5 separate regions of the Mus musculus genome follow, and all the other regions are linked to region 2. The links are chromatin loops, found by intact Hi-C in ENCODE. Cell type or tissue: left cerebral cortex. All regions are shown on one strand.

The links. A loop is a pair of places that touch in the nucleus more often than their neighbours do. Peaks named below come from ENCODE experiments on the same cell type or tissue, not always from the same donor. Only the 100,000 strongest peaks of a DNase experiment are listed, where the experiment ranks them.
Region 1: it touches region 2 in a loop (2.3-fold over the local background); 7 of 42 quality-filtered maps call a loop at or near these places.
Region 3: a loop joins it to region 2, with 4 times the contacts of the local background. A loop is called at or near these places in 7 of 42 quality-filtered maps.
Region 4: a loop joins it to region 2, with 4 times the contacts of the local background. A loop is called at or near these places in 7 of 42 quality-filtered maps.
Region 5: it touches region 2 in a loop (2.1-fold over the local background); 6 of 42 quality-filtered maps call a loop at or near these places.

What each region holds. Positions count from the first base shown.
Region 1 is chr12:56,686,822-56,691,821 of GRCm38, reverse strand. It overlaps Gm15524 (a long non-coding RNA gene), which reads left to right. Exons shown (of 3, transcript XR_003950120.1): 2 at 99-217; 3 at 1,848-5,000. It also overlaps a transcript of Pax9 not described here. Among named protein-coding and RNA genes, the nearest start is that of Gm15524, 5.4 kb to the left of the region's middle. In left cerebral cortex, a CTCF peak has its summit at 1,897 (motif pointing left); a DNase peak (open chromatin) is centred at 3,478.
Region 2 is chr12:56,609,409-56,614,408 of GRCm38, reverse strand. Nkx2-9 (NK2 homeobox 9) reads left to right here and starts at 1,125. Exons shown (of 2, transcript NM_008701.2): 1 at 1,125-1,497; 2 at 2,130-3,016. The coding sequence starts at 1,350. The coding sequence ends at 2,689. All of the region lies in intron 3 of Gm26973 (a long non-coding RNA gene), which reads right to left. In left cerebral cortex, no CTCF peak of the experiment used is centred here; DNase peaks (open chromatin) are centred at 2,066 and 2,382; H3K4me3 peaks cover 377 bases.
Region 3 is chr12:57,534,103-57,539,102 of GRCm38, reverse strand. No RefSeq gene overlaps it. Among named protein-coding and RNA genes, the nearest start is that of Foxa1, 9.5 kb to the left of the region's middle. In left cerebral cortex, no CTCF peak of the experiment used is centred here; DNase peaks (open chromatin) are centred at 71, 813 and 2,636.
Region 4 is chr12:57,548,002-57,553,001 of GRCm38, reverse strand. It overlaps a transcript of Foxa1 not described here and a transcript of Ttc6 not described here. Among named protein-coding and RNA genes, the nearest start is that of Foxa1, 4.4 kb to the right of the region's middle. In left cerebral cortex, no CTCF peak of the experiment used is centred here; DNase peaks (open chromatin) are centred at 2,413 and 4,446.
Region 5 is chr12:56,702,642-56,707,641 of GRCm38, reverse strand. The region is part of intron 3 of Pax9 (paired box 9); the gene reads right to left. Gm46352 (a long non-coding RNA gene) reads left to right here and starts at 1,773. Exons shown (of 2, transcript XR_001780619.1): 1 at 1,773-2,657; 2 at 2,693-3,815. In left cerebral cortex, no CTCF peak of the experiment used is centred here; no DNase peak of the experiment used is centred here.

The DNA.
Region 1 (5,000 bases), 77 kb before region 2:
CAGGGAAGGATAGGGTAGCGCGAGAGGGGCGCTCACACTGACCTGTTGCCCTTGGCTCGCTGGCGACGACGACGCTGTGGACGAACCCGCGCAGCCAGAAGCTTCAGGGGACTTCAATTGGAGCCCACTGACTACCGAAGCGTTGCTTACTGGCTGTTCAGCCTTCCGCCAGATGGAGGAACCTCGCATACCGAGAAGGCTTCCTCCTCTGCGGCAGGTGAGGCTGCGGGAGGGTGGGCGAGAGCTGGGAAGACGTCCCCGGAGAGCAGGGGCTGGACGGTCGCGAGATGCCAGTGCTGGAGTCCAGCGAGCGCTTAGCCCGGCTCGCTCCTTCCCAGGCCAGGGGAGGGAGGGGCCTGTTGCGGCCTGAAACCCACTTTTCATTCTCCGCCTGCCTGTTTCCGATCAGCCGGGGTTGGTTTTTCTGTTTGCTCACTCCTTCTGTTACAATAAAAACAATCGACATTTCTTTTCAGTTTCCCCATATTAGCGTCACTCAGTAATTGTTCTCCACCTTCAGGCCCCCTCCCGCTTTGAAGGCGAGCGGGGTTGCCGGGGTTCTCATACTGTATCCGAGTCTATAAGCAAATCTTCCCTAAAGACTTTAAAGTAAAAATAAATAACGGCCCGGGAAATTGCCGTGACCCTAACATCACTTTCTGAACGCAAATTACACCCATTTTTCAGTTTTCAACAGTGGAATTGCTTTTAGAAGGATGGCTTTGAGCCTCCTATGGTATGATTGCGTTTGTTTATTAGAGAGAGAGAGACAGACAGAGACAGAGACAGAGACAGAGACAGACAGAGAGAGAGACAGAGATAGAGAGAGAATGAGAATGTATTTTTGTTCAAGGAGCAATACTCCTGGCTGAGGGACAGCAATTGCGAGCATGAATCAGGTCTCTACTGAGAGAAGGCGACTAGGAGGAGTTTGGGGGTCGGGGAAGGCCCCGTTGACCCTGTAATTGTCCAGAGGAGACCTCGCTTTTGCCAGGGTTGCAATTTTAGTAGTGAATGTATGATGGCGAGGAAGCTGGCCTTGGTCTTTCAATGAATGACCTTACGCTTCCACTCGACTTTGAGAGCTGCAGCTGGGGGGCGGGACGTGGGGAGAGGGGAAGCAAAACTGCGGGGCCCTTTAGTACAGTGGTTTGTGAGCTTCCCCATGGGCGTTTGTTGTGCTAGCTCAATGAGGCAGACTCCTGGAAAGACCCTATTAGCCTAAAGCTGCCTGGAAAAGATAAAGGAGAACCAGGCTGCGCCTCTAATTCTGATTTCAGGACAGCAATTGTGAAGGCCGGGAATTGAGTGCGGGTTACTGTGGTCAGGTTATGCTCTATGCAGGGTTATCGGACAGTCGGGGTCCGGGGCTGCTCACAGGCTACGGGATCGAAGAGCACTTACTAGGGCCAGTCGGCAGCCCTAGACTAGCCAAGCTTTGGATGGGCACGAACTGTTGACCTAGGGCTTTAGACACGATTTATGACATTTGAAGGTTCATTTATGGCATTTGAAGGTTCATTTATGGCATTTGAAGGTCAGCCCACAAGAAGCGGTCAGGTCAGTCACTAGCATATTCGTTGATGCGACGACCTAGGAGTAAATCATTGCACGTTCCCTCCGGACAGCTGGTGACAGGATGTTTTCTTTGCACGAGACACTGGACAGTGAGGTAGAATCTCTCTGTCCAGCGGTCTCTGTGCTCTCTCCCCTAATAGAGCTCAGAGTCCCGCGGTATTATCTCCGCTATTCCCCCGAAATAAAAGTAGCAGGCCGAGGTGGAGAGGCAGAAAGGGAGTTGTGGAAATTTTCTTCAGGTTTTTTTTTCCCCCTTTAATGTCTTTCAGACTTCAGCCAGAGTTCCCTTCACCCCGGCACCTCATCGCAGCGCCACCTACAGGCGCCGGATTGACTCCAGCTCCGACAAGTCTGGGAAGGGCGTTTGCAAATCGAAGGCTTCAATTCACCTTAACATTGTGCTGAATTCTAAGTCGCGCACCGCGCTTCGTCACGCGCCATCGCGTTAAACCCAAGCACCGATCTTTTCACGTTACTGGAAACACCTATCTCCCTCCCACACCCTACTTTGCAGGATCTTTCACCGCCCTGGGGTGGGGGTGGGGGGCACTCAGGGTCATGGATTTTCCTTCCTCTATGGGCTGGGAAAGCTAAAAACTGAAAAGAAGTTCCTCTAAAGGAAGGGAAGAGAATGGTGGGCTGGTTCTTTGCTGGCTCATCCCACTATTTAGTGAGAGGCCACGAAGTCAAACATGATAGCCTTCCAAAGTGGCAGTGGCCTTTACAACGATAAAACACGCGTGTAGATCAAATGTGAACACCTAAGACATTTAAAGAAGGCCGCATTACATATGAAACAAGAGGAAAGTGTGAAGCCCAGCTAGGCTCCCACTACCCTCGCTCTTTCCGGTTTCCCACTCTCCGGGAATAGCTCATTACTAAAGGCCCCAGAAAAGAAGAAGACTCCGCACTGCAGGTGTCTACAATGGGAGTAAACACTCCCTACCCCCTCCACATCTTAGGAAAGACAACCTCCCCTAAGCCAAACCCCAGAGCCTGTCAAAGAGGACCTGCTTCCTGGGACTCCTCACTATGGACAGAATGCCAGCTGAATAGGTCAGGGTTGACCAGAAGAGAGCCAGAAAGCGCGCTTGAATTCCAGCTGTTTGCTCTGACCCTCCCTAGGACTTGTGAGCCAGGGGCAAGAACGCAGAGTGCAGCCAGAAGGGGGACCACGCATCTTCCAACGGTGCCCAGCCTCATAGCAAAAAGAGGGCCAAGGCAGGACCAGAAGAAATTTTGTTCTGCGGCTCAATTTATTTTGCGACTGGCATGACCTGTCCACGGGATGACATGTTAACATGTCAACCAAAGCACAGAAAATATTCACTTTTCTGGGGATCTGTACTGGCATCTGTTGTGTGTTTCTCCGTGGGTCACCGGAGCACTATAGTGGGAACAAAATCGGGAGATGCCCTGAAACAATACAATTAGGACTGATTATTAGCACAGCTAGTGGGCCCGAGTGACCTGAAAGTGCCCGTGTTAGATAAAGTTAGCTGCTTTCTCTGCGGAGTCCCTGCTACCACCGCCTTCCTTTCCTGGAGATGCATGGAGAATCCATTTCAAGTCATCCCCTCCTTGCATTACCCTGAAGACAGCGTAGAGATGAACTATTTCATGTTTAAAACATAATGACAAAATGACTTTAGTGGGCTCTGGGAGACGTGGCAATCAAGTGAAGAGAAAGCGATTTTTCCTGGATTGGGAGACTTGCTTTGGCTGTGGACCACAGGCGAATTCCTTCTGTTGTCGCCCCTAAATGGGAGATGAGCGAAGTCACTTCCCAGTTGACTAGATTGAGGACATTTCAAACAGGTATTTTCAACTGAATTTCCAGTCCAGACTAGGATGTCTCAGCCCGCATTTTGGCATGGGTCAACGGAGCCCTGCAGGCTTCAAGCAGCTTAACAGCGGTCGACCCACCTGCATCGGTCTCCAGCCAGGTGCCAACAAGCAGTGCTTCTTCTTGCTGCCTGCCCTTGACTCTCATTGGAGATTGGACAGGAGCAGGTAGGACCTTCTATTGCAGATTATCTGCCCCAAGAAACTCCCTTCTGAGACCAGAGAAAACCTTTCCTTCTTACTTCTGCCAAAGCCTATCTAAAAAATTTCAGCCAAGCAGTCCCTGCTAAGGAGCCCACCTCCCCACTTTCTTGCTAGAGGCTCTGTGAGTGGCGTCTGAGCGAATGGGAGATGGTAAACCCATCCCTCTACTACTGAAAAAAACGGGATCTCTGGGGAAATCGCTGAGGAACACACACACCAAGCAGTTTTCAATAGAAAACCAAAGCTAGGGAAAACACACAAAACACCCCTCCACACATCTAATTCGTCTTTAATAAACTAAGATTATACACTACAGTATCATACAATTTCAGAGTAAACGAATTTCGACACCAGGTGCATTAGCTTTTAAGGTTCCCGGTTGAAGTGGATTGCGGACATTACATGATTTACCTTTCAATAACAAAATGCTGTAAGCTAGTGTGTATTAGCTCACATCTTTTTAGTCTCTTGCAGAGCTGAGGACTGAACCCAGGGCCTCATACATGCTGGGCAAGAACCCTTCTACTAAGAGCCCAGCTTGCCTAAATTCTATTTTAGTTGAAAACCAAACAATAATGTTGACTTTTGCTCTTTGCACAGACACAAAAATATTTTAACGAATATTATTTATATAATGAAACAATAAACACATCTAATAAGACTGCCTGTGCAGTTTTAAAGAGATACACAGATGTTTAAGAGCACATCTTAGTCAGGTAGCATATGACAAAACATTTAAATTTAAAAACCAAACCAACCAAACAAACAAACAAAAAACCAAAAAAAAAAAAAAAAAAACCCAAACAAACAAATGGAAAACTCTTAAGTGAGAAGGGTGGGCCCAGAACACAAAAAGTAAGAGAGAGATTTCTTGAGGGAGAGTTTAGGAAAATATCCGAGGGTGTTAAACAACAGGAACAATTCTCATAGTTCTTTACTTTTGGTACGAAGTCTTATTAAAGTCTGTCTTACAGGAGGTTTTGGGGTATTGAAGTGCTGTTGTTTGGATTCTGTTGCTTCTCTCTATCCAGCCTAGAAATAAAATGGTTGAGAGGGGGTAGGGTTGTGGTGGCTGGGGACCCAAAATTCTGAACCAGTGCCCTGCATATATTACAGCTGTGCCAGTATTGCCAATCTGGGCAGGCTCTCTGGGTAGATCTGGAGGGCTGGGGAAAGAAGGGTTCTATTTCCTGCAGGGTTGAGACAACAGCCCCAAGCAATAGGTAAAGGGTGAGCCACTATTTAGTGGGCTAGAAAGCCAAGGTCATAGCTACACAGGACTGTTTTAAAGCCCCCTAGCACCTTTTGCAGGACCAGAGGTGTGAATCTGATGTTCTGGCGAGCTGACAACACAAATTCCCTTAGCAGTTTTT
Region 2 (5,000 bases):
TGAGACCGCACTCTAGCGCTAGACTGGAGCCAGAGGAAGACTAGAAAGGCCAACAGAATGTGCCTGCTGCTGCCGGATTCTGCCCTCTCCTACCTCCTTCACCCGCCTTCCACGTGGATCATTTTATCTGTGTTCCCTTGGTGACTAGAGGATCTGGGAGACATCTCCTGCCAGGCACATTTCTTTTGGGCAGGCCTGTTGCTAATTCTGCCTATCCGCCCATTCTATGTCAGACGGGGCAGCTGTGGTGTGGTCTGCTACACTGTGAGCAGTGAGTAATGCAGACCGCTCACTGTCCCTTCCTATGCTGCTAACTGGCACCGACTTGGGAGATGAAGGGCAGGGACGAAGCCCTAGTGACAATACCAAGGAAGCTTTGGTAGGCCACCCTAAAATCTGCTACCTCCCTTGGGTCCTCGAATGGAGGAGCTCAGCCAGAGTCCCAGACTCAGGGTCCATAGATGCCAGACCAGGATGGACATTTCGGGACCTGGATGTTGGCTGTTTTGTTGGCCTGAGGAGACAGACACAGGTCCCAAGCTCTCCCACAGGCTTCCAGACCTTTCAGACTGTGTGTGGTGAGTGTGTGTGTGTGTGTGTGTGTGTGTGTGTGTGTGTGTATGTAGGCTCCTGCAAAATCTGTGCCCTAGACATCTGGAAAGACCAGGCCATCCTCTGATATCTAAGGAATGCTACCAAAAAAAAAAAAAAAGTGCGCCAGTTTAACGTAGTTATAAATCACTTTCCAAATAATTATGAGAAACTACCATTCCAGCAGGGAAGCTCCGGGGAAAAACAAACAAGGAATAATAAAGTCGCTCCACCCTCCCCAGCTCTACCACCCAGCCCAGGCCCCACGTCAGCCTGAGAGGAGAAGGAAGCTGGGGCTCAGTTGGGAGGACCATGGTCACTGTTCGCCACCCAAGATGTTATTCACTGGTAACAATCCCCATTATCTGTCCCCACTTTGGTCTAATCAGACAATCGCTAATACCAGGCCAGCTTCCTGCGACCTCTGGGAGGTAGTCTTGCAGAGGGGGCGGGTGCCGGGCGGGGCGGAGCGGGAGGCGGGGGAAGGGGGGGCGGAGATGGCACCTTCCGGACTTGCCCCGGCTTCGCTCCAGCACTCATTCAGGTACTTAAAACCCTGGACACCCCGACTGCGGTTTTCAAAGCCCTCCGAGTAGCAAGGGCTGTTAATATAAATAGGGATTCCTCCCGCAAAGGTGCTGGCGTCTCAAGGCCAGCGCATGGCGAGCGCCTCGCACTTCCATCCTTAGGAGCGGCGTCCCCAGCTGTCCCTGGGTCCCTAGCCTACCCTGCCCCCCACCTTCTTCCCCTCCTCGGCCATGGCCACCTCTGGACGCCTCGGCTTCACGGTGCGCAGCCTCCTGAATTTACCTGAACAGGATGCGAAGCCTAGGGTGAGGCGCGAGCAACAGACGTGCGTTCCACAGACTGCTGCCTGGCTGGAGTCGGAGTGCAGCCACTACCTGTGTGAGTGAGCCAGGACTGCGGCCGGGGGTGGGGAGTGCGGAGGAGGGACCCAGCCAAGCCTCTGGGGTCAGGGATGGAGAGTGGAGATTCCCAACCCAGAATCAGGTTCCTTCGACCCTAGAGCAAGCGCGAAGCTCTGTGGTCCTCAAACAGACAGGTGGTGCGTCTGAGTCCACACATCCTGAGAGTAGATCTTGGTCCTGGACTGCTGAGGAAGGTAGTGGTTTTGGTGTCTGGCGATCCGAAAAGACCGGGATATTTAAAGATTTGAAACCTTCCTTTTGTGTCCCAGGGCTTTGCAAACTTCAAATCAGAGGTGGCCGGTATGGGTGACTCAGCTTGTGGGAAACTAGTCTGCCAGCTCAGTTACTGTTGCGATTCCTTTAAGAGGACCCCAGGGTGGGTTTCTCTGGGGCATCATCTCAGGTCTGCCGATTACTCTTGTAGTATGGTTGAGGTAAGAGTAGGGAACGTGGGTACCCAGAAGTGAATACAGCAAAGCAAATGGGTCGCAAAGCCCGGAGCAAGAGAATTGGGACTCCAGGTGGAGACGAGGGTGGGAGACAGGTCCCAGACACCCGTAGAGGCTGGCCTCTCACCAGGCGACGTCTGCTTTGCTTTGTGGTTCCCAGCCTCGGACGAGAGCGGCCTGGAGACAAGCCCTGCAGACTCGTCGCAGCTGGCTTCGCTCAGGCGGGAGTCCCCCGGCTCCGACCCGGAGAAGAGGAGGAAGCGGCGGGTGCTGTTCTCCAAGGCCCAGACCTTGGAGTTGGAGCGGCGCTTTCGGCAGCAGCGCTACCTGTCGGCGCCGGAGCGGGAACAGCTGGCTCGACTCCTGCGCCTCACGCCCACGCAGGTCAAGATCTGGTTCCAGAACCACCGCTACAAGCTGAAGCGAGGGCGAGCGCCTGGGATCACAGAGCCTTCGGATATGGCAGCATCATCTGATCTGCACGCCGCTCCCGGCCTGCTGCGCCGCGTAGTGGTACCCGTGCTGGTTCACGACCGGCCACCGAGCAACAACGGCAGAGGTGAGGGGACCTCTGCGGTGCCCCAGGACAAGTGCAGCGCACGCCTGGCCACTGCGTGTCCGGTGCCAGGCTACACCGCCTTCGGACCGGGCTCGGCGCTTGGCCTCTTCCCAGCCTACCAGCACTTAGCACCACCAGCTCTGGTCTCCTGGAACTGGTGAGGCTGCTGCGGAGTGCCTAAAGCCACCCTAGACTTGGGACATTGCTGTTTGGTCCGCCGCAGTAGAGCTACAGCCACACCAAAGTCAGGAGGTGACCCTTGCAGGAGCCCTTCTTGAGTCCTGGGTCCCTGGATTGCCCTAACCGGCAAACACACACACACACACACACACACACACACACACACACACACACACACACACAAGGGACTGTCTCCAAGACTCGGAATGGTTGCCCGGGCGCCAGTCCCAGAGCAAGATTTTATTTCTTGAGCATTATTTGTATATTTTAAAATAGCGACTTGTATGAAGCAACTTATTTTTAAAAAAGAAATAGAGTGTTTTCCCCTTGACTTGTTGCGCTAGATTATACTGTGGAGGGTTGGGTCGCTGGCGCTCCTACCACTAAAGGGATGGAAACTGGTTTCCCTTGGCTGGAGGTGGAAAGACCATTTACACTGAGACCCATCCCCGGTTTATACTGTAGGTCAGAATAAAGTCCCAACAAGACTTTGGGAGGAAAGGGAGTAGGAGAGGCAACGGAGGCGATCTGGGTAGCTCTGCAGAGTGAAGCTGGAGATTCTTTAGTCTCTGGCTCCAAGACTGAAAGCTTATCCTGCCCCTCGAGCAGGGTCCTGACTCAAGGCTGTTTCCAGGACTTGAGGATTGAGGAGCTTGGAAGCAAGGAACTTGGAACATACAGTTAATGCCATGAGCGCTTCAATGTGCTGTTTCCTGCCTCCTCTACCCGGCAGTGGTGGGACTGGAGAGGGAGGGCATTGAAGAAATAAAAAGGGCCACAGAATGACCTGCCCAGGGCACTGTTTCCAGGCTACCCTAGGGAAAGAGGGTAATGCTAGGATTGCTATGCTGGGGTGCGATCGGCTAGTAAGAGTCCAGTCAGCAGTGCACACACGGAATGATCTCCTTTCCATTCCAGGCCTTGGTTTGCCCCTGTTCTTTTCCTGGGTATATAGTGAGGGAGGAAATCCAGGGCAGGCAGTCGCTGTCTCTGAAGCTGTGACCTTATCTCTGGAAACCCATTTCAGAAAGAGGAGAGGAGAGAGGTGTCCAGTTGGTCCAGGAACAGGGACAAGGCCCCTGATGAGGTCTGAAGAGAAAGCATTAGGCTTGGTAAAGGTCCTCGATTTCTTGTCCAAAGAAGAAGAGGAGGAGGAGGAAGAGGAGGAGGAGAAGGCATCAAGGTTGTCACCTGGAATGGGGGTGTGTGGATGGTACATTTGGGTCTCAGCTGCCTGTCACCTTGTCTTCCATATGGATGTGGCTATCTCAGAAGAATCTCCATCCTTAAACCTCCTTTTGTGCTGGATACTGAAAAAGGCATTGTCAGGCCTAAAAAGGACCTAGACAAAATCCTCACTGTTTCAATTCAGAACTCTGTTTAATCAGTCCCTGGAGACAATGTAGTGGGTGTTAGGCAGGACAATAGTATCTTTTTAAACCTTGTGGCCTTCAGGAAGACAAAGGGCTTGAATTTTATGGGCTTACAACTTCAATTAGAATAGTGCCAATGTGCATGGGAGATTATCAAATTTGTATCATAAAACCCCTTTCTAACAAATGATTGGTAGGGAGGGAGCCCCAACATTGTAAGACATATACTGGGACCTGTAGGAGCTTCTCTGTTAGATTTGGCCGAGCAGATGTGAAAGAAAAAGAGGAAGGGATTTCTAAGGAAGGCCTGGGTTGGGATTTGTAGCTGGCTGTGAGCTTGGCTCTTCCATGCTCTTCCTGCATGAATGGGAGAAAGTTTAGAAGAGACCTATTCAGCAGATCTTGGACCCTGTGGAGTGGGAAGGGTCTATAAATGTGAAATCTGAAGAAAAAAGGGATGGGGTCTGTAGGGAGGCTGATTTAACAAGGGTGAGGGGAAAGTGTACTCACATCCAGATTCATCATGGTCCTAAATGGTGAGCCAAATTTGAGTCACAGCAGGATGGACCCAGTGAGCCAACTGTGCTCTGGACAGGAAGGGGACAGTGGCACCAGCAGGCATGATATACAAACTGTTAGTCTTTTATATTCTTTTGTCATTGGCCAGAAAGTCCTTTCTTCAGAAATAAAAGACCCCATGGAAAGAGAAAAATGCATCCACATCTCAAGGTTTCATTTTAGAGACTCGGGTTGACATCTATGCTCTTCTGTCCATACCTATGATCAAATAGAAAAGTGCTCATTTCCTCTGTGGCTCAAAAGCTGAATCCAAGTCTTTTCTGCCAACAGCTGTGAAGATAGTCAGGGGCTCCCTCTCCACAGGGTCTCCCTCCCCAGAGCAAGTGTCTGATCCTGCCAT
Region 3 (5,000 bases), 920 kb before region 2:
TGGGGGCCCCGGACAGATGGTTGCCGGGGCAGAAGGGGTAGAGCGGACCGCGCAAGCATCCCGAGGTGACAAATGCAGTTAGTTCTTCATTGTTTGGGCATTTTCCCCTCCTAGCGAATAAATCTTCTGTTGAGCTACAGACCTAAAAGTCAACAAAGGAGACCGGGCGCCGGGTTTCAAGCCCACCCCGCGGCCTGCCTGGCCGAGTCGCTCCCGCTGCGTAATCCCTTCCTCGGAAACCCTGACACACAAACGCCGGATCGCCCGGCCAGGGCGCCGCGTCCGGGCCAGGAAGAAAACATCTGTGCTTCCAGCGGCGCGCAGGGACCCTCCCGAGAGCACCGCCTGCGAACGACCAGGGCGTCCTCCGCCCTCACCCCGTTTTAGACCCCGGGTCCTGTTTTCTTCACTGTTGCTTCATCCTCCAGAAAGTGGGCGCCCAGGGCTCAGTAAATGGCCAGAGCTGAGGGTGGTTTTTTTTTTTTTTTTTTTTGAATTTTGCTCGGGATGGGGGAGGGGCCGGAAGCGGGGGCAGCGAGGAGGGAAAAGGCTTCCAACTGACCCAAGTGGAAAGCTCCAGGGGCCGTGGGATCCGCCACGCCACGGAGTAAACAGTAGCACCGAAAGGCCTTTGGGTAGTGAGTGCAGCGCCTTCCTGGGAGGGGAGCCTCAATAATGACTTTCACCTTGTGTTTAGAAGCTCAGCTCTGAAACCCTTTTAAACCTTGATTGAAAACAAAACAAAACAAAAAAGAGCCCAAGATAAGGAAATTCTATTTAGCGCAACTAAAAACTCCGAAGTGTTCCCAAGCAGAAGGCAGCTCAGCCCGGTTTCTGTGAGATCGGCCGAGATCACCTTCAAATCTCAAAGATAAAATCCAATTTCTATTGTCCCTTAGTGGCCTCCCACACTTCAGAAAGACGGATGGGAAATAATAAGCGATGAAAATAAGCATATGCTAGTGAAGTTCTTAACTTCTGCTTTCTTTTTTCAGAAGGCGGATTTTACTGAAACTGTTAAACATTTTTTTTTTCTCGAGTTTAACCGTTTTGAATGAACCACGACAGGAGAGAATTCCAAGAATGATAAAATTAGGAAATTCTGTTGTTTTGGCATTTAAAATATTGATCTTAGTTCCAGGAAAAATGCTTATTAAGTTTCTTTACAAAAAAACCTGCCTTGATCAATAGAAATTCTTTTCATTACAGACGAAAGTAGGAGACCTGTAGCCCAAATTAATTAACCTTTCCCCAAGATCAATTGGCTTTCTGTTGATTTAGCAGTAATATCATAGAACATTTAGCTATAATGTATTTTAATGTGACACTTCAATATGTCAAGAGGGAAAAAACCTCATTGAAAATAAAATTGCTTAAATTATGTAGTATGTATTTAATAAACTTTTAAAAATTGTCTTGAAAATTAACTATTTGCTTGAATTGTGGATGTGTTTTACAACCAAATGCAGTTAGAAAATGCCCCTTGGTTCAAGATAATTGAGCGCAAGAAGAGATTATTACAAGCCACCCTGACCTAAATAGGTAATCAAATTATGTTGAAATTTAGGTATAAAATTTACCCAAATTGAAAGTGTAATTACACCTCAAGAGAGTCCCAGGAGACTAAGAATGTAAGGGCAAAATAGCATAGCAGAGCTCAGAACGTCATTCGAATCAATCCACCGCATAGAGAAGACATTTTAAAAAGTAGCCACATTAGTTCTACCTAAGGTTAGTAGTTAGCTGTCCAAATACATCTAACATAGACTTCTTTAAGTCTCCTCTACCTTCCAAATAGTTAACTTTGGGACATAATGATGCCATTGGTATTTCTCTTTTTCCCTCCCAGGCCAGCTCCATTCATTGAACTTTGCACAGCTGGGTTTACAAGCCTCACCCCCGCCCCCTTTCCTCCAGCAGTGTGGGACTGGAGAATACCTAAGAAGTTCAGTTGTCACCTGTAAAACACATTTTCATTCCAAACATTTTAAAACCTGACCTAGGGAGAAGTCACTCACTTTTACTGACTTTCTTGCCTCTATTTCTCTCTAGCTCTCCAATTGCTATAGCTACGATCACACAGCTCTGCAGCCCCGCGAGCGGAGGCTTAGAAATGCTACCTCAGGATACTTTGGAGTGCGCTAAAACTGCAGTGGACTTGGAATTTCGAGGCAGGGTATCATCCCTTAAAATCTGGGGAGGAAAGGGCTGTGTTCCGGGCTTTAGAATCCAGGTGAGATGCTAGTCTGTTGAAATCCGACACAGAACCTGACCTGGGGCACCCGGGGAAACAGGATTCAAAGTTCTACTCATAAAGTCGCCTTCTACCTTCCCAAACTCCTCTTAAGGATTACACATAGGGGGGCCCTGAAGCCCTTGAACCTAAGAGAAACCACCTGGAAATTCTCCCCTCCACTCCAAAGCATTGCCTGGAAATTGGGAATAATCAAAGAAAGTAGAAGTCTGGGGTTCTTCCCGTTTCCTCTGAAGTTTGTTCCCCTATTGCTTGTCCAATCACCGCCTCAGATTCTCCTTTTCTTCTTCTTTTCCCCTTTCTCTGACATCGAGAAGCTATTTTTAAAACGTCGATTGAATGAGAAGACTGTAAGGGTCTCTGTGGAGGTTTGTTTCGTTTATGGATGTAATTTTAAGGGTCCTTTACGCAGGAGGGAGGAAATCAGTGTCTTGTATCTTCTGTGCTCCCCAACACCGGTTTTCTCTGCACTAACTAGGCGGCTGGAACGTTTTTGGTGGGACATTTGTCTAGCTTTGGGTTCCACCTAGGAGCTTTGAGCTTCACGCCTAGACGCCCAGTTATGACCATTTTTCAGGTGGAGGCGGATACACTGACTGGGTCTGCAAGGTGCGGTGAAGTGGGCAGGGCATTGTCCAGGTTTCCTGGCCTCTCCCTGGAGTCACAAGGCCTTCTGCCGACACGCGCTTCCTTTGTGTTATGCCTGGCTAATATATTAATGGGGCGGATAACCCGGATCCTTCGGGCAGAGGGAGGAGGTCCGAGGTAGGGAGGGCCCTGACAGGAGCCCTAAGGTTTCTGTGGCCAAGCCTGGGACCGAAGAGTTCAGAGGAGGGGGTGGGGGGCTGGAAGGGTGAGAGGATGGATCCAGGTGGGGTCAGTTCGCATTGGGGCAATGAAAATAAATGCCTTCAAGAAGTTTTTTTTTTTTTTTTTTTTGCTTTTTTTGTTTTTTTGTTTTTGTTTTTTAAAAAGTGAGCCAGTGCCCTCCTGGCTGTGTGAGAAAATTGCACGCTCCTGGGGTCCAGTGTCCGTCACTCCCCGTGGAAAACCCTTAGAGGTCCCTTTTTTGAGGTGCACACCTTTGCAGTCGGATTCAGCCAACTGTGTTGGGGTCTAGGGTGCGGAAAGAATGGTTCCGATCAGCTGGATCTGTGGCCCTCACCAAGGCCTCTACTTTCCAGAAGGAAGGGCGGTTCTGGCTCCTAAAGGCTTACTCTAAGGGACCCCCTGCGCCACTCCACCAAATCCGTGGGGGGGCATCAAATTGGATCTCAGCCCTGGGCAGACCCCAGGGTTCCCGCCTCTGGGTGCTGGCCTTGGGTCCAGTCCCAGCTCCTCTGGGAGGAGGAGGCCCACGGTCCTGCGCGCCAGACGGGTTCCGGGTGCCCTGAGACATATGCTGCCCGCAGAACTGCGGCCTGGCCCGTAGTGCTCATTGCCGAGGCGGTTCTCAGCCCATCAAAAGCCCGGGCTTTCTTCAGCCTTATGGGCCACGAGGTGAACAACAATGCCCGGGCCCCTTCACTTCAAAAGCAGCGATCAGGGGAAAGGCTCCCCCAGAGATTTTTTTTTTTTCTTCTCCTCCTCAGCCTTTCATTTCTAGGGAAAAAAAAAAAAAAAGGCACCAGCAACTCCAGGGCCCGGGCAAGCCTAATGCCCTTTGATGGGGATTGAATTCATTATCTCCAATAACACAATTGTGCTTGGCCAACGAAAAGAGCAAAGCAGGGCTCTAGCCTGTGCAAGGGGACCAGCCAGACGGGGTGGGACAGCCAGGCTTGCTCCAAGGGACCCGCACCAGGGTGCGGCCTCAGCTCGCCAGTCCAGCCTGGGGCACCCCAGGGCGGGGTCGCGGGCTCTTCGACGACCCGGAGCGGGCAGGGGTGGGGCGAGCCCCGCAGTGCCGTGTTTACTCTGCTCCACCGCGGCCTCCAGCCTCCGGGGCGCGCCGGGCAGGAGGCCGCCCAAGGGCCCTAGCTACCGGCCCCCTCTGTCCTGGTGGTGCTGCTCCACCCCCCTTACCCCCCCCCCCCCCCCAAGCGCAGAGTAAGCAGCCATCCCTCCCAGCCCCCAGCTGAGGAGCTCCCCATTGGCTTTCATGCTAGGTATCCAGAAAAGGACACCATGGAGCCTGGGCGGGTGGCTGAACACTATAACTCCCCCCCACCCCCTGCAGCAGGCTGCAGAAGTCCTCTGCGGCTACTGCCTCCCTGGAACGATGCCCACAATCCAGTGCAGGTGCCCATTGCTACGAGGTTCTCCTGGGGTCCCTGCCCAGTCAGCACTCTCCAACATTGCTTTGCTTTTCTGTTTTTCTAGTGCATGAAAGTTAAAACAGGCACTATCAATTCGTTGGCCGTGTGTGTGTGTGTGTGTGTGTGTGTGTGTGTGTGTGTGTGTGTGTGTGTGTGTGAAAGAGAGAGACAGAGAGACTATCTGAAACCTTGTCAAAGATACCTACATCTCTGGTTAGTTTGGTGTTGTGGTCATGACTAAGCTTCCAACAGGAGCCCGGTCTCTCAGTTGGGGAAAGAATGCACTGACGTTTTTTTTTTAGTTCTGCTAGATAAAGAATAATTTTAAAAACAGGATATAATGTGCTTCTGTTTGTTTTAAGCAACAATACTCCGTGGTGCAGATGAGTCGTTTCTCACTAATTAATCATGGTTACCCCAATCTTCAAGCAAACCACAGCTTTATTGAGGCGTATCCAGGAGACCCTTGCATCTTCAGGCCAGTACCC
Region 4 (5,000 bases), 940 kb before region 2:
GGAGTTGGATAAGCTGAGTACAACCTGCAAATTGATTGCATCTTCAAAAACATTTGCAGGAAAACAAGTTTACATCAGACCTGCGAGACCTATCAGTATATAGTGAGTCTGGCCCTACCCAAGCTTCAAGCAGCTCTTTCTTGATTGAGCAGCACAGACACCTCTAGAGGACACAGAACACCAGATGTGTCCATGGAGTGGGAGAACCCTCAGAAGAGGTGATGGAGCTGTGCACTCTCATAACGACTTCCCGATGCCTATTTGCATGGCAAATAAAATTTGGTGAGGAAAAATTAAGTTGAGGACTCTCTGGTTGGTGAGTGGTGTTTCTTTAAGAAAAGTCATTACAGGACTCAGGGAAGATGGATAGAACACAATACTTTGTACTCTAAGGGTGGAGGGAGTGTGGAGGCCAATGTCTGATAATGCCTGCTCCCTCTACCAAGGCCCACCGAGAAAAGGGAACCAAGGAAGATCCTGAAGGTGACTGTCACCAAGCAACCTCTGTTAGGCAGCCTTAGAGCCCCCAGCACCAGCCAGTGCAGGGTGAGGCCCAGCAAGCAAGCTCTGTACCCTGTGTAACCTCAACCTCAGAAATCTCTTCCCTTTATTTATTTATTTGCCAGTTTAAACACATTATTTAAACCCCGACATTTTCCTGTACTGTTCTGAGTAAAACGTTTGTGCTTGATGGAAAATTGATGGGGTTAACTTTTAATCAATATCTTCTATTGATATATGCTGTTGCCACTGCCTTTTCACAGCGAGGGAAAGTGAAATATTTGTTCGGGCCGGTACATCGACCAACCTATATCCACTATGATTCTATCCATTTTCAGGGAGCTAGAGAAGGAGAACATTTTGTTTTGATATTACCTGATAGCCATCAGTTTGAGACCCAGGTTCAAGAGGCTCAAAGCTGGGGGTCTGAGGCTTTTTTCCCTCTGACCATTCTGAATTCCTTTTCCAAATTCAGGAATCTCCCCCTGCCTGAAACCAGCCAGGCCAATCTCAGGGCTAGTCAGTTCTGCTCCAGGCTCTCCTCAGAGGAAATTCTGGGAGCTACTTGTGACCATAAGGGGAAACAAACAAGAAAGGATAGGGTGAGGACAATTTGTTGTATGGGATGTTAAGGACAGAGCAGGTAGGTCCCTGTAGCAAGACATGGAACTAAAGCCTAATGCACTGTTAGTTGGGGAAAGCCTAAGTTCTCACTCTGGGGAGCTGCTTTGGGCTTGCTGCCACTTATAATGTCCAACAGTGGGCAAACATTTCCTTATTCTGAGTCAGGAACACCATGGAGCCTGAATCACACCATTCCAGAAAATACTGGAAGTCCCTGCCCACCTAAGCCAATGGCTCCAATGACAACTCTGCCTCTTCAAAAACAAACTGAACCAAAAAAGCAAGATGAGCTAGGCCTTGCTCTGTAACCCATTAGACAAAAGACAAAACAAAACACCAAAAGTCCAAATAACTGTGTCACCACGATAAACAGCCCCAGTATACTCCAGGATAGCTACTGGAAACAGGAGAAGCAGCAAGCCCAAATTGCCCACCAATCAATATTTTTGGACAAAGAAAAAAAAAAACCTCCTACTTGTGTCTGTTACTCACTCTCAAAATTAGAGGGGGTTGACAGGACATGAATACAGTGGGAAAATGAAATGCTTTTATTGTCTTTGTAAATGAATGGTATGGTTTAGTTGATTGTTTCGAAATCATCAGTTATATAGAACTATGTAAATGTGAGGATAATCACATTTGAATAAGCCAAGCTAAACCACCTAAGGATGTGGGAACGCTGCTGCTGGGTGTGTAGAAAGTGCGGCACTCCTGTGGATTGGAGGGGGTGGGTGGCTTTAGGAAGCTAAAGATTTGGCTACTTTCTGCCCTTAGGGAAGGATTACATTTAAGCTGCAACCCTGGAAGCAAAAGGTGAAATTCGTTGACTTTTCGGAGACCTCAGCTTCCGTGGCTGGTTCCCCTTAGCGTGGACTGGACTGTTGTCCTGTGAAGGATGAAGTCCGGACCACACACTAGGGCAGCAGTTGGAAAACGCCAGGGATCTCAAAGCCCTGTGGTACACAGTCTGTGGTACACAGTAGGATATCTGCCACCCTGGCCCTTTATTTTCCAGCTCTTTATGTGAAACGATCATTTTCCATCTTCCTTCAGAACCCTCTTGTGTTTTAATTAGAGGAAACAGTAAGTAAGGCCAGTGAGCCCGACCTATCCCCGCCCTTGAGGGGCTAGTTTAGGAAATAGGGACCGGCTGAGCAAATCTTCCAACTAGCTCAGCCGATGGAAGCAGTAGCTAACTTTCAGGACAAGCGTCTCAAGAGGACCACGGGGATCCAGATGCGGCCTGGGGTCGGGAGGTGCCGGAGAGGAACAGTGAGCGCTCCTGCAGGGATGCAAGTAATTTTTCTCTAGGGAAGATGGGAGACTTAACTTTTCCTTCCAAGGCTGTGGATTGCCCAGAGGCAAGTAGTTCTTCCCAACATTTCTCATTTGAATACATGAAAATGTGAGTTGATCTTGGCAAGGTGAAGCTCTCTCGCGGCCAGACTGACGGTTTTGTCGCCCGCGGGGCGAGGCCAGGTGGGGAGCAGCTCCGGCTTAGACATCCGGCTGCGGACGGACAAGCCTGGATCACGGACTCCCCCGGACTTTCTGAAACCTGGCGACAGCTCAAGGAGCGAGAGAACGACAAACTCAATGCCTGTTTTTGTTCGTTTTAAACAAAATAACCGAAAGCCCTAAATGCGAATATGTGTAGCGCAAAGGCACACCTGAACAGGTGTGCGGGCTCAGAACAGTAGATGATTTGGCCTATCAGGTGGCCCCAGGGCTCTCACCTACTGGAGACTGGACTTCTTGCAGGCCGTGAACTGATTCCTTCACGAAGATTTAATGGCAGAAGAAAGAGTAAAAGGATCGTGTGAAGATGGGAAAAGAAGGAGCAGCGAAAGAGCAGGAACCCGAATGCTTGCCCTGAATTGATATCAGTCTTGTTTGGGTAGTAGTGGCACTCGCTGGTTAGGGCCGCCGGGCCAGGGGTAACCAGAGCTGGCTTCACCCTGGGAAGGCACCCAAGCTACCTCCCCAGCCTTGCCCACCTCGAACCCTCAGGGCGCCGCACAGCAAGTGCAAGGGGACGCTTCCAGTGCAGGTCTCTGGGTGCAGCCTTCAGCGGGTCTGAGTCTGAATTGGCTTTGAACCCAGTTAACTTAGTTGCTTTGAGTCTAATCCCCCCCCCCCCGCAGGAGGAGGATTTAAGCTTCTTATCTGGTGAGAGGGTGGGGCCCAGGGGAGGAACTCCGACCACCCAGCACCGAGCATGCCTGGGGCCACAGCGGCCTTGACCTGGCCACAACCCTGGGGAGATGGGAGGTAGAGTCAGCGAGGAAAGGGGGCACACTAGGGAGATCCAGGGAGGGAGCGCTCTAGAGACTCCAGCGGGTACTACGGGGGCCGGGCAGGGGTGGTCCAGGCTCGAAGCCCTACGCCCTGTCTTAGTTCAGCAACACAGCGAAGGTCACTAGCATCACAAGAGGCACCAGCTGGTCTCAGGATCCTATGGGGATTTTTTTTGTCCTCCTTTCATGCCACATCCCTTGCGTCCTTCTGTCCCGTGATAACCTGCGGGATTCCCAGGTCACTCTGGGAAGGGTAGGCTAAGGCAGAAGAGTCAGTCAAGGGACCTTGTGCTACTGGTGGGGCATTGAGCAGATAGCTTTGAAGGCCATAGCTGGATCAGCTTCCAGGCATGACAGAGCTGCTTCCTCTGTTGAAACCGACTGGCATACCAGAGCAGACCGCCTTCCCGACTGCCCTTGGCTTCCTGGATATACTTTAGCCTTTAGGCTACCTGGGGCGACCTAGGCTATGGCCGACAATCCTGATCCTGGGCAAGTTCGGTATGGGCATCACAGAAGAGACCACGTGGCGTGGTTCCCTTCTCTTGCGTTCTCTCAGTCCACCACCACCCCCCGCCGCCGCCCCCAAGTTGAAGGCAGGTATAATTGCCCTGTCTTCTATGTCATAGGGGCCTACTGGTGGAAAGATGTTAGATACAACAAGGTTTAGGATGCTTGGACTCCTTATCTGGGTACCAACTAAGCAGAAAGTGAAGGCAACAGCCCTTCGCTTCCCCTCCCTCCCGCCGCCACGCGGGTTGGGGGGAGGTGCGGTTGCCAAGTCGAAGACTTAGAAGGAAATGACCCCACTGTTTCACTTTTTAATCTGGGGGAACCTGGTCTCTTGGTGCACTAAACAACTTCACCAACAGAATTTGTTAGGTGTCCACAAAGGCCTTCACTAAATGCAAAGAAGTAACTGAAGTACTGCTTTTCCTACTTCGTGGCTTCAGTCCACTCTGAGTCAAAGCCCCTGCTGCCTGGCACCTTCCCCGGTTCAATCCAGTCTAGCCCGCCGGCATTGCGGGAACGTACGTGCAGGAGGCGCTGTGTTGTTGCCACAAACCCAAGAACACCCGGATCAAGGCTTTAAAGGGAGCAGAGTCCATTCTGTAACACCACTCTCGGATTTTGACGATGCTTTTGAGAAACTTCAATGTGGTCTCACGCTATGAATGGCCCCCTTCGCCTTTTAAGTAGACTTGAAAGGGGGGCAAAGTAGATTTGGAAACCGGGCTGAAAGGACGTGTGATATTTTAATTAACTCCTTCCACATGACAGGGCCCCCCAAAAGTCATCAACTTGTTATACACTATATATATATATATATTGCTAAGTTGTTACTACCCACAGGAACCGTCCAAGTCATGCTAGCTGCTGCTGTAGAAAAGCCAAGAGGACATCAGACAATCAACCATGCAGGAACAAGGAAGCTTCTCGGCCCTGCTGGAAGTCCCCAGGACCAGACTGAGGAAGCCACGCATCCCCGCGTTTTACAAATGAAACGGAGATCCTGCTGTCGGTGGGAACTTTGCAAAAAGAATTAGTTTCTGACATATATCCACAGGTACATTTACA
Region 5 (5,000 bases), 93 kb before region 2:
TGGCCTCAAATCATAGAGATCCTGCCTGCCTCTGCCTCCCTCCTGCCTCCTGCCTCCTGCCTCCTGCCTCCTGCCTCCTGCCTCCTGCCTCCTGCCTCCTGCCTCCTGCCTCCTGCCTCCTGCCTCCTGCCTCCTGCCTCCTGCCTCCTGCCTCCTGCCTCCTGCCTCCTGCCTCCTGCCTCCTGCCTCCTGCCTCCTGCCTCCTGCCTCCTGCCTATCAAGTACTAGAGTTAAAAGCATATACACTGTTATGCCCAGCTTTTGTTTTTGTTTTTAAACAGGGTCTCACTGAGTACCAAGGCTGGGCTAAAATCATTCCCTGTAACCCTCAAACCAGAGACCACAGGTATATACTACTATAACAAGATGGCATTAAAATATATTTCCACCCCCCCCCCAAATGATGTCCTTTTAGGTAAAGCGCAAAACAATTAAAAAGAAATGACTTCGTGTCATTGTTCAATAAAACTGAAATTCTTTCTTCTTTACAAGGAGAGTTAGACAGTTGATAGCCATATATGTAAAGTTTGTCATTCTTGTCTGATTCTATAGTGCCTTCTCTAGTCTGCCATGGTGCTTCTTCTAGACAGTCAGAAGGAGATGAAACTTATACTCAAGCAACAGCACTATTAGAGCAATTCTTCCCTCTTCTGGAACTCAATTCTCTTTATTAGATTGTTTTATTTTTCAGGAGAAAAAAAATCTTTGTGTCCCCTTTTTAAGATTAACTAATCATGTCTCAAAGGAACTTACTTTAGAGTTCTTGGAGAATGAAAATCTTGGTGGCCATCAAATTACAGGGGCAAGTGGGGTGTAGTCTAACATGACATAGAAATTTTTGCTCTTATTGCTTTTATTCACTATTTTATTATTTTATTCCCTCAAAAATTGTGTTAAAAATTAGTTTGGAATGTAATCATCCAAGTAGAATTATGGAAAGGTATCCACAGCTGTGTTTGAGCCCTGTCTAACACTAATTAATATTTAATACTACTAGTACCAATGTGCACCCAGATAAACAAAATAAGAATACTAAGGCCTGGTAGTACAGCTCAATAGCTATAGCTTAGTATGCATATAGCCCAGGTTCAATCTTCCACACGGGAGGAAAATAGTAAATTAGTTTTTATATAATAGAAAACTTTACATTTGGTGCCTAGTGCTAAAAGATTTAATATGCGTGGCATATTAATGATCTATCTAGCAGAAAATATCTGTTGTCGAATTTTATTTTCTATCACTGCCCACCTATTGGTGGGTGCAGGGAGCATAGTTTACTGCTTATAGCCTCTTTTGTGGTGTGCCATAAGCTGTTCTGTTGTTCTGTCTGTAGTCTGCTTACCTGGGCCCACATATGTGGGCCTACTTTCATATTTGCTCCATAAATTTATTCATTTATCAAATATAATAATATCCTATGAATTTCTATATCTACCCAAGTTCTCATACCTAAAATACTAAAGTTAACTTCGTGTTCTTATGTGTAGTAATAGTGAATATTTCAAGGTTCTCAAAATACCACCATATTTACTGATTTAGTAGCTCAATTCCCTCTGTGTTCCAGAAAGACCCAAGAGAGAGCAACAAGTTCAGATAGACAGCTTCATCTCATTCGTGAAGTGAGGGGGGGAGGGGCGCACAGTGGTCACATGAAGGAAGAGAAAGGATAAAGCAACCCTCAACCTTAGAAGAGTAACTCACGTCTGACTTGGCTGGGACAATGGGGCGCGCGGGGGGCGGGGGGGGGGGGTATTCAGGTTTCAAAATCTGGGGGAAATGGTTGGGGGAATAAGCAAGAAAACACAAATGTGCTTCCAAATGCCCCCACCCTCCCGCCAGCTTGACTGTCCATTTACTCCAGTATCTCAATAAATACCAATTTTCTCACTATTAATTTTGAACCATGACATTAACAAAAGTAATAAGTCTCTACTGGGTAAAGTGATCGTTCTTTATAAAGAAATCCCCGGAAGGGTAACATTTTCCACAGCAAAGGAAAACAAGCACAGGTAGAGTTGGTGTTTGTTTATGCTTTCCTGGGAAGGAGCAAACTTAAACATGAACTCCCCAAATCTGCTCAATGTTTCCAGTGAAGGCATGTAATTAATCTAAAAAGCTAGTTAGGTTCCCAAATGTACACCATAAATATAGCAGGAGCAAACATGTTAAATTACACTGTTTAATTGGATTGTAAATATGATTTATAAATCAACCAACATATGGAATCCCAGGAGAAAAATAAACAAATTTTCCACATGAAATCCTGCAATAGGAATGCGATAGAAATCTCATTTTTGAAAATGACTTTGCCTAAATATTTCATAAATAAGACTTCAACCCATCAACCTCCTTTTCACATAGACCTTCCTAGAAAGCAGTAAGAATTCTTTCCTCTGAAAGAAGTCTGTAATACCCGCCCCACAGCCAGCTACCCTCCACTTAACTTTGGAAATGAGATTTATTAATACAAAGTGAAACAGATAAATTGCGTGTCCCAGAGGAAAATAAGTTTTCTATGTTGAGTTGTCTCAGGAAAGGACAGGTCTTATCTCATGAGCACTGGAAGAAATCAAGGAAAAGGCTGAAGGTATAATACATGTAATATAGCTTGTGCTACTGAAGGTGTAATACATGTAATATAGCTTGTGCTACTGAAGGTGTAATACATGTAATATAGCTTGTGCTACTGAAGGTGTAATACAGCTTGTGTTAAGTGATCACACGGCTGTACTAGCAGACAGAGACCTGCCTCAAACATCCTGTAGGCTCACACAAGGGGACACAGGAGAGACATTTTATAAATGACTTACCAAAGACTTGTGAATGGAAAAGATATGATTCTCTTGTTTTAAGAACAAAATAAAGAGTTTATCACCACCACCCTATCACAAGACAAGTATTTACTTCAAGCAAGCCAAATGAATAAAGCTGTTGGCAAAAGTAAATAAGAGTTCCAACCAGCCCTTCACTGTTTGATTTATACTTGTTCCATGTATTCCTCCAACTCTAAGAAGATGGAAATGTATACGTACCCAAACACTTGTGAGTATGAAAAGGAGGGGGGGGGGAGGAGGAAGAAGAAGAAAAAGACAAAGAAGAAGAAACTGATATGGCAACTGTCTGGAAATTAGAAGTTAAAGACTATTTTTCAAATTCTGGAAATTGTCCACTCAACATTTTCTCTCTTGAAGAAAATGCAAATACCAGCCCAGTGCCAGTTCTCTGCTCACAGTCTGTCTGTCAGCCACTCGTCAAACCCATGTGTTCTTTGCTTGCTGATGACATGAGTTTGCCCCGGCTTTATGATAAAATATATTTGGCCATAAAAACAATTGTGCCTCACATATATTTACAACATCAATTTCATAAACAAAACACAAAATTGCATCTGAAAATGAGCAGGTATTTTTGAGGAATTATTTCTCTGAGATTGTCTTTCAAACTGCAATTTTTCCCTTCTTTATTTTGTAATGACCCTAATAAAACAAGCCTGGTAAAATTCAGTGACAGTGAGAACCAGGGCTCAACATTCATCTAAGAGAATGACTTTTTACCTAGGCCCAAATGTCTCTAGGTTATAAGAAATGTAATACCTATTTTTTCCTAAATTTTATGTCTAAAATATTATTAAAATTGATATAGCCTTACATTGATTTGTTTAATTATATTTTGTATTCTCTTGACATACAGCAAAAGTTATGTGCACCGGGTACAGTGCGATGCTTTTATATAGGTTTACATTGCACAATGATCAAGTCATTTAAAATGTCAGTCACCGCAGACATTGTAAGATAATAAAAAGAACATTTACAATCCTTTCATCTAGTGACATTGAGCTTCAGGTCTTTTGAACTCTCAGGGTTTTTTTTTTTTTTTTTTTTTTTTTTGGCTATCTCACATGACACACTTTGTTGATATATAATTATTATCAAGTTTGTTTAAAAGTACTACTGGTTGAAAGTTAATTAAAAATCGGACCATCTTTTTCATAAGTATGACAAATTTCAAAGACCGCTAGCATTTGACTATAAAGTTCATTCTCTATAAAGTTATAAAATAATTTATCAAAGGTTAACTTTGTTTGGTGTGAAGAAAATTCCAAACAGCTTCTTTTTTATCTTCATGAAGTTAGCATGTTCTGAAAAATGAGTTTTAAATTTTTTGGATTTATTTGTTTTTTAATTATCAAACAATATTTTTCAATTCTCCAAGAGGAAATCATGTTCAAGATGATTCAAATGTATCATCATAATGCACAAATGAATACTTTATAAGATTTTAGGTTAAACTCCATTTTTAAATTAAGCTCTTGTCACCAGTTGCTTAATTCAGAACATTTTTAGTGCAAGTATTTATAGACTGTTCTCTATTCTAACATCTCAATTGCTAACTAATGTTATAATAACTTTGCTGTCTCTATTAACATATTCAACCCCAAAATGAAGATACTGGGAATTTGTAACTCTACCATTCATGTTCCTGTAACCTACCTACCAGGTAAGCGGTATGTGTTTGTTCTGAGGAAACAAGCCAATATAGACTAAACTTTTCATAAACTATGCATTTATTTATGAACTGGGTGAATAAAATCAATTATTAATTTTACCAAATTTCATGGAAAAGAACAGATATAGCTCAACACCTATGGCTGTCCATCTCACTTTTATCCACTTGATCACTTTAAGTCAGATTTTTGTGCTTTCATTTGACTACATAGAAAGAACAAGTAGACAACGTTTCCTTCACAGTCAGACGAGGCTAAGGATTTCCTTTTCTCAGTGTACTTCCTTACTTACAAATGTGGTTGAATAATCCAAGATAAAGAAATATTCTCTCCTAGTCAACAACGAGTTCTGAACGGGAGTCCCATATGAGCTACAAGGCTCATATGTGTAAGATAAATTCAGACATTCAAAACTAATTTTCAAACATGTTAAGTAGGTACACATATGGCTGAAATGTGCATGCAGTTCTGATTCCTGGCAATCGGGCATCTTTGC